Linked DNA regions of Homo sapiens: all the other regions are linked to region 1. A link is a contact called in ENCODE Hi-C or POLR2A ChIA-PET data. All regions are on one chromosome and are shown on one strand. Each heading gives the region's core, a stretch centred on a gene start or an enhancer-like site at or near the end of the contact. The rest is flanking DNA. Distances are from core to core; before and after follow the strand shown.

Evidence for each region. Hi-C counts contacts between places; a loop is a spot of excess contacts on that map. ChIA-PET counts read pairs that join two places held with the same protein, here RNA polymerase II (POLR2A). Pooled maps may share reads with other maps.
Region 2: a loop to region 1 is called in a map of PC-3, with 7 times the contacts of the local background. The contact joins two enhancer-like sites. A Hi-C loop is called at or near these places in 1 of 168 maps with a recorded cell type or tissue (PC-3) and 4 of 50 pooled maps. POLR2A ChIA-PET finds 5 or more read pairs at or near these places in 1 of 52 experiments (PC-3).
Region 3: a map of PC-3 shows a loop between it and region 1 (6-fold over the local background). The contact joins two enhancer-like sites. A Hi-C loop is called at or near these places in 12 of 168 maps with a recorded cell type or tissue (CD4-positive, alpha-beta memory T cell, CD8-positive, alpha-beta T cell, Caco-2 and 8 more) and 12 of 50 pooled maps. POLR2A ChIA-PET finds 5 or more read pairs at or near these places in 9 of 52 experiments (AG04449, BJ, CD4-positive, alpha-beta T cell and 6 more).

Annotation. Positions count from the first base shown.
Region 1 is chr10:33,214,445-33,219,173 of GRCh38, forward strand. The region is part of intron 8 of NRP1 (neuropilin 1); the gene reads right to left. Among named protein-coding and RNA genes, the nearest start is that of IATPR, 100 kb to the left of the region's middle. Within about 2 kb of position 2,472, at least 6 of the 41 ENCODE cell types and tissues checked have a DNase peak (open chromatin) inside an H3K27ac peak, as active enhancers do; they include PC-3, PC-9 and endothelial cell of umbilical vein, where a contact is called at or near this core.
Region 2 is chr10:33,154,223-33,158,951 of GRCh38, forward strand. No RefSeq gene overlaps it. Among named protein-coding and RNA genes, the nearest start is that of IATPR, 40 kb to the left of the region's middle. Within about 2 kb of position 2,014, at least 6 of the 41 ENCODE cell types and tissues checked have a DNase peak (open chromatin) inside an H3K27ac peak, as active enhancers do; they include PC-3, where a contact is called at or near this core.
Region 3 is chr10:33,250,843-33,255,571 of GRCh38, forward strand. NRP1 (neuropilin 1) reads right to left here. Exons shown (of 17, transcript NM_003873.7): 6 at 3,186-3,352. Among named protein-coding and RNA genes, the nearest start is that of NRP1, 81 kb to the right of the region's middle. Within about 2 kb of position 2,094, at least 5 of the 41 ENCODE cell types and tissues checked have a DNase peak (open chromatin) inside an H3K27ac peak, as active enhancers do; they include PC-3, PC-9 and endothelial cell of umbilical vein, where a contact is called at or near this core.

The DNA of each region.
Region 1 (4,729 bases), core at 1,222-3,721:
TCCGTTTTGCTGCCAAATCCTGTTGTTTTTATTAAGTACAAGAAAGCAACAGAACTCTTGTTGCTACCTTCCTTTCTTCTGGATTTATCCTGATCCGAGCGCTCTGGCCAGGGTGCTACATCAGCTCTTGGTTGGCCTCCCAGACCCCACTTTGAATCTCCACTACACCAACTGCTACTTAAATTTTCAGAAAATGTTGTTTTAAGCATGTCATTCTCATCCTCAAAAATCTCCACTGCTAAGTGAAAGAAGCCCAACAAAAAAAGGACAAATATGGTCTGATTCCATGGATAGGAGTAGCCTATCACTAGATCAGTCAGATTCGTAGAGACAGAAAGCAAAATGGTGGTTGCCAGGGCTTGGGGGAAATGGAGATTGGGAGAGTTAGTGTTTCATGGGTGCAGAGTTTCAGTCTGAGACAATTATAAAATTCTGGAAATAGTGGTGATGCTTGCACAGCAATGTGACTGTACTTAATGCGACAGAATTGTACACTTAAAAATGTACAATGATAAAATTAAAATGGTTAAAAGTGGTTGAAAATTGTTAAAGCGGTAAATTTTATGTTATGTATATTTTACCCCGACAATAGAAAAGAGATATCTTTTGAAAATGTACCATGGTTTTCCATTATTGATAGGAAGATATCAAAACTCGATCTGGCATTCAAGACCCTCATTTTGACTTCATCCCATTTGCCTAATTTGATTTTCTATTACTGACAATACATCTCAGTTAAGCAATTCTCTTCTCATACAGTCTAGACGTCATCCTCATCATTGCCTTTGCTCAAAACCCAGCTTAAGACTCATGAAGAGAACTTTTCAAGCTACTCTAGCTTTTATTCTGAGCTCTCCCTTCTCAGAAATATGATGTAAGTAGCACAGAGCTCAGCATTCCACTGCTCTCTAAGGCTTTAAGATTGTTAGTCATGTACCCACAGCTAGATTATAAGATCTTCAAAGGCAATGAACAGCATCATAGACCTTTTTATGTCTTCTAAAGCAGCCCAAGGAGCTTCTGAGCACAAGGAGAGTATCAGTTGTTGATGAATTCAACGCTGGCTTAATGACAAAATGTCCAACACTTCAAGTATTTTCCTTTAGAAACTGTACATCCTAATCAAGAACATGTGCAAGAATGATAACCTATTTTTCTTTGAAGCAACTCAATTCTGCGTTATATAATAAAAATTTAGCCTAAAAATATAACTACCCCTAAGTGAGAGGCAAACATCTAATGCAATTAAACTAAGTCCACATTATCAGCTGAACCTTAAGAATTCATTACTCAGATACTTTCCACATGAGTTCTATGGTCCAGATCATGTCGTTTCTTTACTCAGACATTCAGTGCCTTCTTGTCTAGAAATTACGCACGTCATTTTCAGTCAGGCATGCAGGCCTTCCATGTCATGTCCTTGCAAGGCCTCTCCCCATTCACTCCTTTAACCAGTGCCAATTGGCATGAAGAACTTCCTTACTTCTGGGAGTTTGGGAGCTTTCTTTCTGTTCCCTCCACAAGGAATTCCCTGTCATGTTACCCTTTTCCATTATCTGAACTGCTTAAAATCCTGACCTGTTTTCAAATGCCACATCGTTTACTCAGTTTTTCTGTTCTCTGCAACTGGACACAGTTTTCCATTTCTGGGCCTCTTCACACCATTTTATCTGCATTTCCCTTCTTTCTTTCTTTCTTTTTTTTTTTTTTTGAGAAGGAGTCTCGCTCTGTCTCCCAGGCTGGAGTGCAGTGGGGCGATCTTGGCTCACTGCAAGCTCCACCTCCCGGGTTCACGCCATTCTCCTGCCTCAGCCTCCCGAGTAGCTAGGACTCCAGGCGCCTGCCACCACGCCCGGCTTATTTTTTGTATTTTTAGTAGAGAGGGGTTTCACAGTGTTAGCCAGGATGGTCTCGATCTCCTGACCTCGTGATGCCTGCCTCGGCCTCCCAAAGTGCTGGGATTACAGGTGTGAGCCACGGCGCCTGGCCCCTCTACACCCCGGCCTTTTTTTTAATTTTTATTTTTAGAGACAGGGTCTCACTCTGTCACCCAGGCTGGAGTGGAGTGGTGTGATCATGGCTCACTGCAGCCTTGAACTCTTGGCCTCAAGCAATCCTCCCACCTCAGTCTCCTGAGTAGCTAGGACTACATGTGGATGCTACCATGATTGGCAATTTTTTTTTTTTTGGTCTCGCTATGTTGCCCAGGCTGCTCTCAAACTACTGGGGTCAAGAGATCTTACCATTTTGGCCTCCCAAAGTGCTGGGGTCACAGGCTTGAGCCACCATATCCAGCCCTCAAATGCTGATGAGCACATTTAGTTCTTTGGAATGCTGCTTTCTGCCTCCCCAGATTTTAACTTCTTTGAGGACACGAACTAAGTCATATTTTTCTGTTTTATATGACTCTTCATGCCCTGTTTTATACATAGTATTTGCTCAACAAATATTTGTTGAATGAATCAACTTAATACAATGAAAGGCAGCTGTCATTTTCTCAATTGCCCTTTCCTGTAACTTAACCACAGTATTTGCTCCAGGCTGGGATCTGGAAACCAAGAATATACTCAGTCGGGATTAAAAAAAGATTTACAAAAACAATTTTACTAAGGGACTATGAAACTGTAGTGTTAAAAATAGAGTGCCATTTTTTGGCCACGGTGTTCATACCTGCCTGATTCCAAACAAGCTTTTAGAAAGGCAATGTTTAGCTGGTAATGGGGACCAGATGTTACCATTTGGAGGCAAACATAATTAACTTGAATACTGTAAGGAGAGCAGAACCGTCACCAGATTAATGCCCTTTCTCTAATGCAGACTCGGCTGGGGCACAGTTTCTGTATTCATAGACTTAGTGATGCCCTGTCCCCATTTAGCCAACATATCCATGGTGCAAAGTGAGACTGTTATTCCTTCCATATAGCTGCCTCATTAAAAAAAAAAAAATGAAGAGGCAACTTGATTTACCTTTGACTGAAAACTATGTGACTCACTTTTAACAATAATTTGCAGAAAAATTACATTAACAATTAATTCAAGGTTTGAATGAGATGCTAGCGTTTAACTCTGTCCCTTCATAGCAGGCTGGTACAGGTCAGCCCGGTGCAGGTCAAACCCTTTGGAAATAGTGTTGCCAGATTTAGCAAATAAACAACAAAACAAGAAACAAGATGCCCAGTGAAATTAGAATTCAGAGAAATAATGAATAATTTTTTAGTACACATATGTCTCAAATATTGCATGGGACATACTTATTCTGAAAAATTATGTCTTGTTTGTCTGCGTCAAATTTAACTGGACATTTTGTATTTCACTTGGCAGCCTTGTTTGGAAAGCTTAAGACCACTTCAGGATGGAAGGGAGAAATGAGTTTTGTAATGGAGGATTGAGGTCGTTATTTTCAGTGATATTATTTTACAGTAAATCTCTGTACTCAGCTTTAATGGAAAAACTGAGGTATACTGGTAAATCAAATATCCAGTTAACCAATTTCCAACGAATGAGAAAGTAATAACTGCATTCGATGGGAGACCCTGAATGAGCATAATTTAATCTCTCCTTGATGACTCAGAAAGTACCTCTGGATATTATGGTGTCTGAGATCATCACTGTGAATTCTGATTGACTTAGGAGCACATGAATATGTGTTGAAGCGCTGGGTAACAGACTTCTGGTTAATAACAGAAGATAGCAGAGTTCAGAGTGTGTTAAGCAGCCATTGCCCAACGTGATTTCCATCTCTGCCAAAATGATGAAGCCTACTTTGTCAAAATAATGAAAATGCCCTTCATCAATCACCTATAAAGCAGAATGGTTTGTTCCAATCTTATTTTCTTTATATCTCTATATGGTGACAAACTCTGAATTTTCCAGGATTACTATATTTCTTTTTTCTTTCTTTTTTTTTTTTTTGAGATGGAATCTTGCTCTGTTGCCCAGGCTGGAGTGCAGTGGCCAGTGGCACAATCTCGGCTCACTGCAAGCTCTGCCTCCTGGGTTCACGCCATTCTCCTGCCTCAGCCTTCTGAGTAGCTGGGACTACAAGTGCATGCCACCACACCTGGGTAATTTTTTGTATTTTTAGTAGAGATGGGGTTTCACTGTGTTAGCCAGGATGGTCTCAATCTCCTGACCTCGTGATCCACCTGCCTCGGCCTCCCAAAGTGCTGGGATTACAGGAGTGAGCCACTGCGCCCAGTCCAGGATTACTATATTTCTAAAAAATAATTTCTGAATCAAAAAATTAGGGTAAAACTTGGGGCTTTAGTGGCTTTGGAAGCCAAGTGATGTGTTCAAGCAGTAACCTTTCATTAGGTAGGCTTAAACAAAATCCAGATTGAATTGTGACTACTCAGCAGGGTGAAAATTTGAGGTCCAGCCGCTTGTTTCTCAGAAGGCGTGCATAAAACTGCACTTCCTTCATTCAAAAGTAACCACCAAGCATTTGTTATGTTCCAGGCATACAGGACACAACAGAAAATGAGGCAAACAGGTCCCCTGCTCTCCTGGACCATCTAGTCCAGCAGGAATACTGTAGTCCTCCTTTCATTAATCTCTACTCAAGGGGACCTTTGATTTTCATTTCAAGAAAATGAAAATTATCTGCTTCTGATAATCAAGAAGAAAAACTTGAAATTACTGTCTTATTAGAGGCTCTGCTTGCTGGGGCATATGCTAGGTTCAATATATTGAGTGCCATGTACTATTTTAGTCTAACGGGTACCATTTA
Region 2 (4,729 bases), core at 764-3,263, 61 kb before region 1:
AGATAGCCTTAGCAACAGGCGTTGGTCTCTGTTTAAGGCCGTGGGGACACTGGCTTGAGATTGGAGGATGGGTATTGGGTAGATGGTGGGAGAATCATCCCCATCTCTCTTTGCTTCAGGTGGTGTTCCAGTGATCCTAGTTCCACTGGACCAGATCTAGCCAGGGAGCCTTGACTGCTGGGCTCTGGTAACAGCTTATGCTTTACCTTTGTTCTTTTAGCCCTGTGACTGCTAGCAGCTTCCTAGTGTAACTAAAATCTGAGATGCCCCCTTACGTCTTCTTTGGTTTATTCACTCTCTCAACATCTTTGTAACTGGCTTATTGCATTAAATTCCTCCTGTTGAACTACCTGGAAAGGGCTTTATTTTATTGACCATAGCCTGACAAATACAGAAAACAAATACATAATTTAATTATAATATGATGCTGCTATAAATAGCGCCTGTACAAGGCCCTCTGGAGACACAGATGGTGGCTGTCTCTCTCTCTCTCACTTGCGGGGACAAAGAAGAATCTCATTGAATGGAAAATTTGAGCTGCAGCTCCAAGAATGAGTAGAAAATCCCAAGGGAATGGGGAGGGAGTATTCCAGGCATTTTCCAGAAGTATGGCAACGTGACAAAATACGAAGTTTTAGAGGAATGGCAAATACTCACCAACCATTGAATAATGGGTCAAACACAAAACAAGCAGACTACTCAGAGCTTAGATATTCAGATTTCAGTTTTTATGCCTGTCGGCATCACTAATGCCACAGAAGCCTCAAATTCCCCTGGACTTGGAGAATGGAAGGGATCACCTGAAAATCGCTGGAAAACTTAGGACTCTGTCCTCCTTCTCTACCAATGCAAAGGGCTATTCGCCTTACTAGCAATCTCTGGGGAAACTTTAAACAATGTATTTGCAAATGATACTTATTTAAAATCTTTAAACTGCAAGACACTATTGTTGGAAATCAGATTGTCATCTTCTGAAAGATTCACTTCTTACTTGCCTCTCTTCTGCAAGAGTGAAGGGTCGGGAAGAGACTTCCGAAGTCACTGATGAACAAAATAAACCAGGGCTTGGAAAGGGCCCAGAGAACATCTGTTTAGTCTTTTTCTTTTGGTAGTGACAAAAATGGTGTCTAAGACTTAATCATCACCCCTTCCTAAAATACACACATATGGGAAGCAATGGTGGTCTTTCTGCTCTGGGGGTGGTTCACAGCTTTCAGTTTGGAGCTGAAGACTGCCACCACACACACCATTCTCATTAAAGCAGAATGACTTGCTTGCCTTCAAGGATGATATTTCCATTTCTATGCTTTAGTGCATCTTTCTGTAGTAGCAGAGAATGGTGTATTTTCAAATATGCTCCCTGTTCATGTATCACTTAATGCTCTCACAAGACCGTGATCAGCTGGCACAAATGGAAAGAGTTCAGTTACTTGCCCAGAAATCTCCAATAGACACTCATCAAGACCAGGGATCGCACCCAGGTCTCTATTTTTGGCAGGCACATTTTCTGCCACTCCATAGCCCTTTTTGGGATAGCCACTTTTGTTGCAAATTCATATCCTGTGAGAGCTCCAGGGCCAACACTCCATTAAAAACACAAGAGCTGTCAGGTTGGCCCTGTGACATTTCTCTCTCTCTCTCTCTCTCTCTCTCTCTCTGTCTCTCTCTCTCATCTACTTTTTGGAGACAATGTTTAAGGAGAGATGTTCAACCCAAGACAATGCCTCCAGGACTTTGCTTTCTCACCACCAACCACCTGACCCCAGAGAGAAATGCCCTTCTGACCCCTACTGGTTATGATGGGGCATACACCAAGTGCAGAGAATTCTTTCCAAGCTGATTTCAGAATATTCTCCAAAACACTCTCCAACAATGATTGGACAAGAAGGTTAAACATAGAGAACGTTGACTCAGTCCTGATTAAACAGGCTGAAAAGACAGAAACAAATAATCACCACGTATGTAGCAATAATGGAGCAACAAAGTAAATATGAAGGCAGAGGCTTGCTATCAATATTTAACTAGAGGATTAATATACAGAGAATGCACTTCCGAGAATACCAAGGTGACCAGGGGGGCAGAAATGACTCAATTATGATACACTGTCACAGTCAGGGAAGAAGAAAGTGTTGTCTGCATTGTTTAACTTAGTGTTATAAACGCACAACTGAGGCAATCACGGTGATTAACATGGAGATGATGATGAGTGATAACGCCAGACTCATTAGCATGAAGCATTTGTTGATAGAAACGGATAGGGAACAAGTTGTAAATTCTGGCCAAGAATTTCTCCCTAAGAGATTCCTGTACATCGCACATCGCAGTCTTGCATATCGAGACTGTTCTAAGGCTTTTTTTTTTTTTTTTGGTCCTTTATTTGCTCAATGAGACCAAATGTCTCAAGAATCACTTCTTTACATCTTGGGGTAAAGTTTCTAACCATAATGTGCCCTGATATTCATTTGTACAAACAAATATGTTTCTTAGTCTATTGCTATTCAACCATTTCTTAGAATGGGGACATTATCAAAGTATTGAATATGCAAATTTTTCCATGAGTAAGTAAATTTGGGGAATTCTGGATTAAAGTGTACTTTAGCATATCAAAATGGCTTTAGTGTGGTGAGATACACTGAGATTCTTCAAGAGGGATGTAGTTGTATATGGCACTTCCCATAAACATTAGTCTATACCATCGTCTCTATAGAAATATCTTAAATAACCAAGATTCCTTAGGAGGCTCTTGAGGAACGGCTTTTCTTTCCTGATTCTTTTCTTCAATCAGTCCAGTCCATTGCTGGGTTTCCTCTACACCATCTTGCCCACACTTCCTTTATGTATGGAGTGAGATGGTCACCAGCTGGTTTTCTGAAAATCTTCATACCAGAGGAGGTGAAAATGCTCTGTAGTATCATCCAGAGACCCTACCCTCGAGTGTGCTAGGAAGGACCATATACTCCTGAGTCTTCTCTGACAGCAATGATCCCCACCAATGTCTTGTTCTCTTTCCTATTAGAACAGCATGCAGACACATTGGCACCAAATACCTAAAAGTCATTGCTCCTCAACAGGAAATGACACATTTTCAGTCCCACTGGGATTGCATCATATTCCGATACTATTTCTTGAAGAGCTAATGCTATGTGAACCTCTAAGATTACGGGACCTTATATGTTCCCATCTCCATTTCCATGATTTAATATTGCAAGATTCCGGCATTTTCCTTCTTGTCCCCTCTGAAATCCTATTCTTCCCTCCACTCTGTGTCTCACTAACAACTCCTCCTGGAGCTGCACAGAAATAGAGACCATTAGTCTTTGAGACAAGGCTGAGTACAAAAAAGAGTTGAAACAAGTGACAGTGAATTTCAGGAGTCAGGTTTCTCTGCAAGGAGCCAGGTTTCATTTCTGCCTTGGCCATTATGTGTTTATTTGGGTGAACTTGGTCAGGTGGTTACCACCTTTGTTTTTTCTCTGTCAAAAAGGGATCATGGCACCCAAGCAGCATATTAAAATGAGCAAAAGCCACAAAAATGTAAGGCCACAAAATGGTGAAAAATGACTGCCACAGACATTCATAATTTTTTAAAATTTTATTTCAAGGTTACTGCATTGATTCTTTCTCTGATAGTGAAAAACCTGGTACGGGTCAATTTTTTTATAATAAACTTCAGGGGATGGTACATATTCAAGTGGAAATGAATGGACGGCATGGCTGCGAGTCAGTTAGTCAAGCTGTATATATTCAGATTGAAATGGGCAACTGTCTAATTGCACTTACGGAGAGAGGGGGCACCAAGGCACCTTTACCTCTTCCTTGCGTCTTGGTAAGTGTTTGCTTGACCTTGGCTTAGGAAGGAGCCTGCCCTGCCGTAGGACAGTAAGAATTAGCTCAAAACGATTCTTCCAAGGAAGAGCCACAGAGAAGAGATCAATGAAGAATATTAAAGATCTGTAATCTTGCTTTGCCTTAAATAAGCCTATGGGTTTGCCTTAGGACAAGACTAAAAAAAAAAAAAAAAGAAGCTGATCCCACTACTGGGTATCTACCCAGAGGAAAAGAAGTCATTAATGCCCATCAATCAATGAGTGGATACAGAAAATGTGGTAGATAGATAGATATAGATATATAAACAGATATACCATAGAATACTACTCAGCCGTAAAGAGGAATGAAATGATGGCATTTGCAGCAACTGGATGGGATTGGAGACTATTATTCTGAGTGAGGTAACTCAGGAATGGAAAACCAAGCATAGTATGTTCTCACTCGTAAGTGGGAGCTAAGCTATGAGGACGCAAAGGCATAAGAATGATACAATGGACTGGCCGGGCGCGGTGGCGTGATCACGCCTGTAATCCCAGCACTTTGGGAGGCCGAGGCGCGTGGATCACGAAGTCAGGAGATCGAGACCATCCTAGCTAACACGGTGAAACCCCGTCTCTACTAAAAATACAAAAAATTAGCCGGACGCGGTGGCGGGCGCCTGTAGTCCCAGCTACTCGGAAGGCTGAGGCAGGAGAATGGTGTGAACCCGGGAGGCGGAGCTTGCAGTGAGCCGAGATCGCGCCACTGCACTCCAGCCTGGGCGAAAGAGTGAGACTCCGCCTCAAAAAAAAAAAAAAAAGAATGATACAATGGACTTTGGGGACTCGGGGGGAGAGGGTGGGAGGGGAGTGAGGGGTAAAAGACTACACATTGGGTACAGTGTACACTGCTCAGGTGACGG
Region 3 (4,729 bases), core at 844-3,343, 36 kb after region 1:
AGGACAATTATCATTTAAGCTCTCCTCCCTCTAGCCAGGTGGGGCCACAGCTTCCTGTTGCCCCTCAGAAGTTAAGTGTGGCTCTGTGATATGCTTTGGCAGTGAAGGTGGGTGGAAGTTATCCAGCAGGGAGACCCAAGAACCATCATGATGAGCTGCAATCTTCCTCCCTCTGTGATATGGTCAGGCTTTGTGTCCCCACCCAAATCTCATCTTGATTTGTAATCCCCAGCATTGAGGGAGGGGCCTGGTGGGAGGTGATTTGATCATGGGGGCGGTTTTCCCCGTGCTCTTCTCATGATAGTGGGTGAGTTCTCATGAGATCTGATGGTTTTATAAGATGGTTTGGAAGTTCCTCCTTCACTCGCCTCTTTCACCTGCCGCCATGTAAGACGTGCCTGCTTCCCCTTCTGCCATGATCTTAACTTTCCTGCTTCCCCTCTGCCATGATTCTAAGTTTCCTCCCCAGTCATGCAGAACTGAGTCAATTAAACCTCTTTCCTTTATAAATTAACCCAGTCTTGGGTAGTTCTTTATAGCGGTGTGAGAACAGACTAATACACTCTGCCTTGGGGCAGGCAACATTTCAGAGGACGCTGTCCCCCAAGTCTGGGTCCTGGCATGAGAAGATACAGAGCAGACCCCAGCTGGCCCAGCCATAGAACATGGCATAAGCAAGAAGAAAACCCTCTAGTTTTTGGGGTTTGAGTTACCTTGCTTCTCCTGATCATGTTTTCTCATTGGCAAAAAGAGATGGATGATTTGAGATTTTTTTTTCTTCTGGGGCAATCTCAGATTGTGTCTAACTCCAAAGAATGATGTAAATCTGTTCTGTTCACAAATGCTTTGTGAGAGGCCATGTAGTCTTAGTGTTTTTACTGACAAGAGAATTGCCTTGCGCAGAAGAATTGCTACAGTTGCAGTTTCAGAGCTCCTGGAAGACCACCATTTCTACCTTAGTGAGAGCTCCCCACATTACCAAGAATGGGACTACATTACTGATACGGGAGTGCTGGGAAGGCAAGAGCGCGGTCCCTTTAAATGGTACAGAAGGGGGAAGGGAAGTGCAGGGTAGAGAAAGGAGAGTCCCTGGCTAGGGCTCCACCCCCACGGACCAAAGTGAAGACAGGTACTCCTGCTTTCCCGCCTAAATGTTGCATTTTCCAAGACCACCATGGCCCACCACGCCCCCATCCTGGGCCTTTAATAACCCGAGACCCTAGCGGGCAGATATACAAGCGGCTGGATATCGTGAGGAACACATTGGGGGAAGAAGGCACAAGTGGCTGATCGTCGAGAGCCCACCGGTAGAAGAGCACACCAACAGGCACAAGCACAACGACGTGGAGTTTGACCGGAGCTGTTGGAGAAGAGTCCAGGAGAAAACCATCTCCCTTCCGGCTCCCCCAGCAATAAAACCTTGCACGCATTCTCCAAGACCACGTGTGATCCGAATCTTCCCGTACACCAAGGCAAGAAACCCTGGGATACAGAAATCCCTCTGTCCTTGTGATAAGGAAGGGGGTCTAATTGAGCTGGTGAACACAAGCCGCCTATAGACGGCAAAGCAAAAGAGCACCTGTAACACGCGCCCACTGGGGCTGCGGCTGTAAACATTCAGCCTTAGACACTGCCGTGGGGTCGAAGCCCCACTGCCTGCCCATCTGTATGCTCCCCTAGAGGTTTCAGCAGCGGGGCACTGAAGAAGCGAGCCACACCCCTATCGCACGCCCTGTGAGGGACACAAGGAGACCTTTCCTGTTTCATTACCATGCAAACATGCTTAGTGCTGCAAAATGTAAGCTTCCCCCGAGAGGCACATCTGTCAATCATACTGAACTGCCTGTTGGTTTGGGGATGTGGGAAAACAAGTTACCAAGAACTATTTTGACACTGGCAAACTCATTTCATTTCTGTCTTAATCTAGAGATGGATTCAGCAATCCCAAGGTAGACGTCTCATCTTTTCTCACTCTCTACATATTTCTCAGTGTTGGAGGTTAGCGTGAGTTCAGTCTCCTGTAATAGGCCATTTCACTTTAAGTGTATGTTAAACTAATATTGACCTTTCCAAAGTAAAACAAAATCTGCTATTTGTGCTCAAAAGACTGAAGCAGCAATAGATGTGGAAAGTAGAGGATTAATCATCTTGTGGTTTTTTTTTTTTTTCTTGCTTAGAAACTCTCTCTGGGAATTAGTCATTTTATATCTAGCAATAAACGTAAGACAGGATCTGACTATTCTCCTGAAAAGGAAGCCTGGATCCTTCAGCAAATAATCTTTTGTATAATTTGCCCACAGTTTAACCCACAGATCCAGCTATGGATGTTTCATTTAACAGTGAGTGAAAAACTCAGGACTGTCAGCATCAGGCCTTTGGGTGGGAATACCCAGATATCAAGGTTGGGCAAGTGGGCATTAGGAGTGGTGCCGGCGATGAGAGGGGGTAGATTAGACGGCTGGAAAATGGGGTCAGCGGTGGGGATGTGGGGCAGACGAGGTGTCTGTGGGGATATGTAAGTGACAGCAGGAAGGGAATGCCAGAACAAAGCGAGGAAAGCAGAGGTAGCATCACTAATGAAGACACAAATATGTACATTTCATGCCTAAACATGGATATCTCGTCAATGGAGAGTGCCTTCAACCAAACCCCCTTCTTGGATGTGTGCTATATAGACCTACATGGAAAAACACACTCCAACCTTTCCTTCCCTTCTCCTACCCTGAACAAACAGAAACCTATTATTGGAAACAATTATTTCATACACGTCTATAAACAGGATTCATATATTTCATCCAGGAAATAAAAACATGTCAAAATAGGAAGCCCATTAACAGACAGTGTGTAGTTGGGAAAAATCAGATCTTGGAGCTGTTATCAAAGTGAGACACTTGTAGTCACATTCTCGGAAGAGTAGTATATAAGTATCTGAGAAGATAAATGCGTTTTCAGGGATGTCATCTTGGGCCTGCTTTTCTCTGATCGTGTAGCGATGGGCTCATTTTGCAGTGATTTATACCTGATGGCCGTGAACCTATCTTCTCTTGCAGTGATTTATACCTGATGGCCGTGAACCTATCTTCTCATTGGAGGCCATTTGGCACAGTACCACTTTCTTTCAACAACCTCTCTAGATGGTCAAAAACTTATTCAATCCTAGATAGGCTTGATCTTATGCTGCATACCTGTATCCACTCTCGGTAGGAATCCTCTCCGGGAGTCCACCCATTCTCAGGGTAGTTCAGGCGGGAGCGCTCTGCAGACCAGTTGGTGCTATACTGGGAAGAAGCTGTGATCTGGTCAGAATGAATTTCTCCTGATTCCATGCCCAGAGCTTCCATACATTTGAAATCTGAAGGGAAAAACAGGGCCCACAGTCATCAAAATATAGGGGATTTAAGATGCATTTTTCTTTTTTAACTTGATACACCAAAGAGTTCTTTCATTCAAAATTCTTTAAAAAGATGGTAGTAAGGGACTTATTGGAATATAGCACTGATACTTGGATTTTCATGGCAATATTTAAAAATATTATGAAGATCATACAGTGATTAATAATTTTCCCAAGTGGACCTAGGTTGACAAAAAGACTATTTGAAATTTACCAGGAAATGATGAAAATTCTGATTTATTTTCACAGTTGAGTGTGTGTGTTTGTAACTATCTGTGACTCTACCTGTCATATGGGTACACACAAAAAGTTGCATTTAAAATAAAATTTTTGTATTAAATTATTTCTTTTAATATCGAAGAGAATTGAAAAAAGACTCTATGTCTAGTTACAATTCATACTCAATGGATGGTAGAACTTAACTCCCTGTCTTTCAGATTCTACTATTGGCACCCAGACCACCTCTTCCTGACTTCCATTGTTCTTATGCCCCACCTCTGGCCTGCATGACTATTAACATAATTAGTTTATCAAAACACAGTTATGCATTGGGGGTAAACTGCACTGTCACACGGCCCCAAAGCACCACAGTTTTAGAGCATAAAATCATAATGCTCACAACAGTGAGCATAAGAATGATTGCTTTGTTTAAAGAAGCACATTAGGTGGACATGTCCCTGGAGGGAGGGGCCTTCAGCAGGGACGTGGTGTTTCAAGGCCAGTGAAACATCAAAATCTATATTCTCTTAGGCCTAACATCCTCAGTTTGATGATACTGGGAATATGAGCTTTCAGTTTTAGGAAAATGTTTATCCAAAGTACACAAGTGAAAAAAAGCTTTAGAGATTAAAGGGAAGATTCTCAACCATCCAGAAAATCTCAACTAACCAAAATTCCCCATTTTCTGAATTTTCTATCAATAACAGATAAGGTTTTAGGGCATACAAGGTTTTCTTGCAATGGCTTCATATTTTTAAGCTTAGGTTTGTTATTTGTAATATAACAATTATTTACAGGCACAAAAATACATAAATCAATTAAATAAAATACAAATCAGATTTTGAAATTTCACTGGCCTCTTTATTTTCCAGTGAGATCTGGTGTAGAAGATATGAGCATATCTGTAGAATACCTCTCCAAACACCCCCTGTCCTCTCCCTGTGCTACTTTACAGCCTGGCAGCTAGAGCTGATAATTGCACAAACAATTTTTTCTTTGTTCTTTTTTGTTGTTGTTCTTGAGACTGGGTCTCACTCTGTCAACCAGGCTGGAGTGCAGTGGCATGATTATAGCTCACTGCAGCCTTAAACTTTGAGGCTCAAGCAATCTTCCCATAGC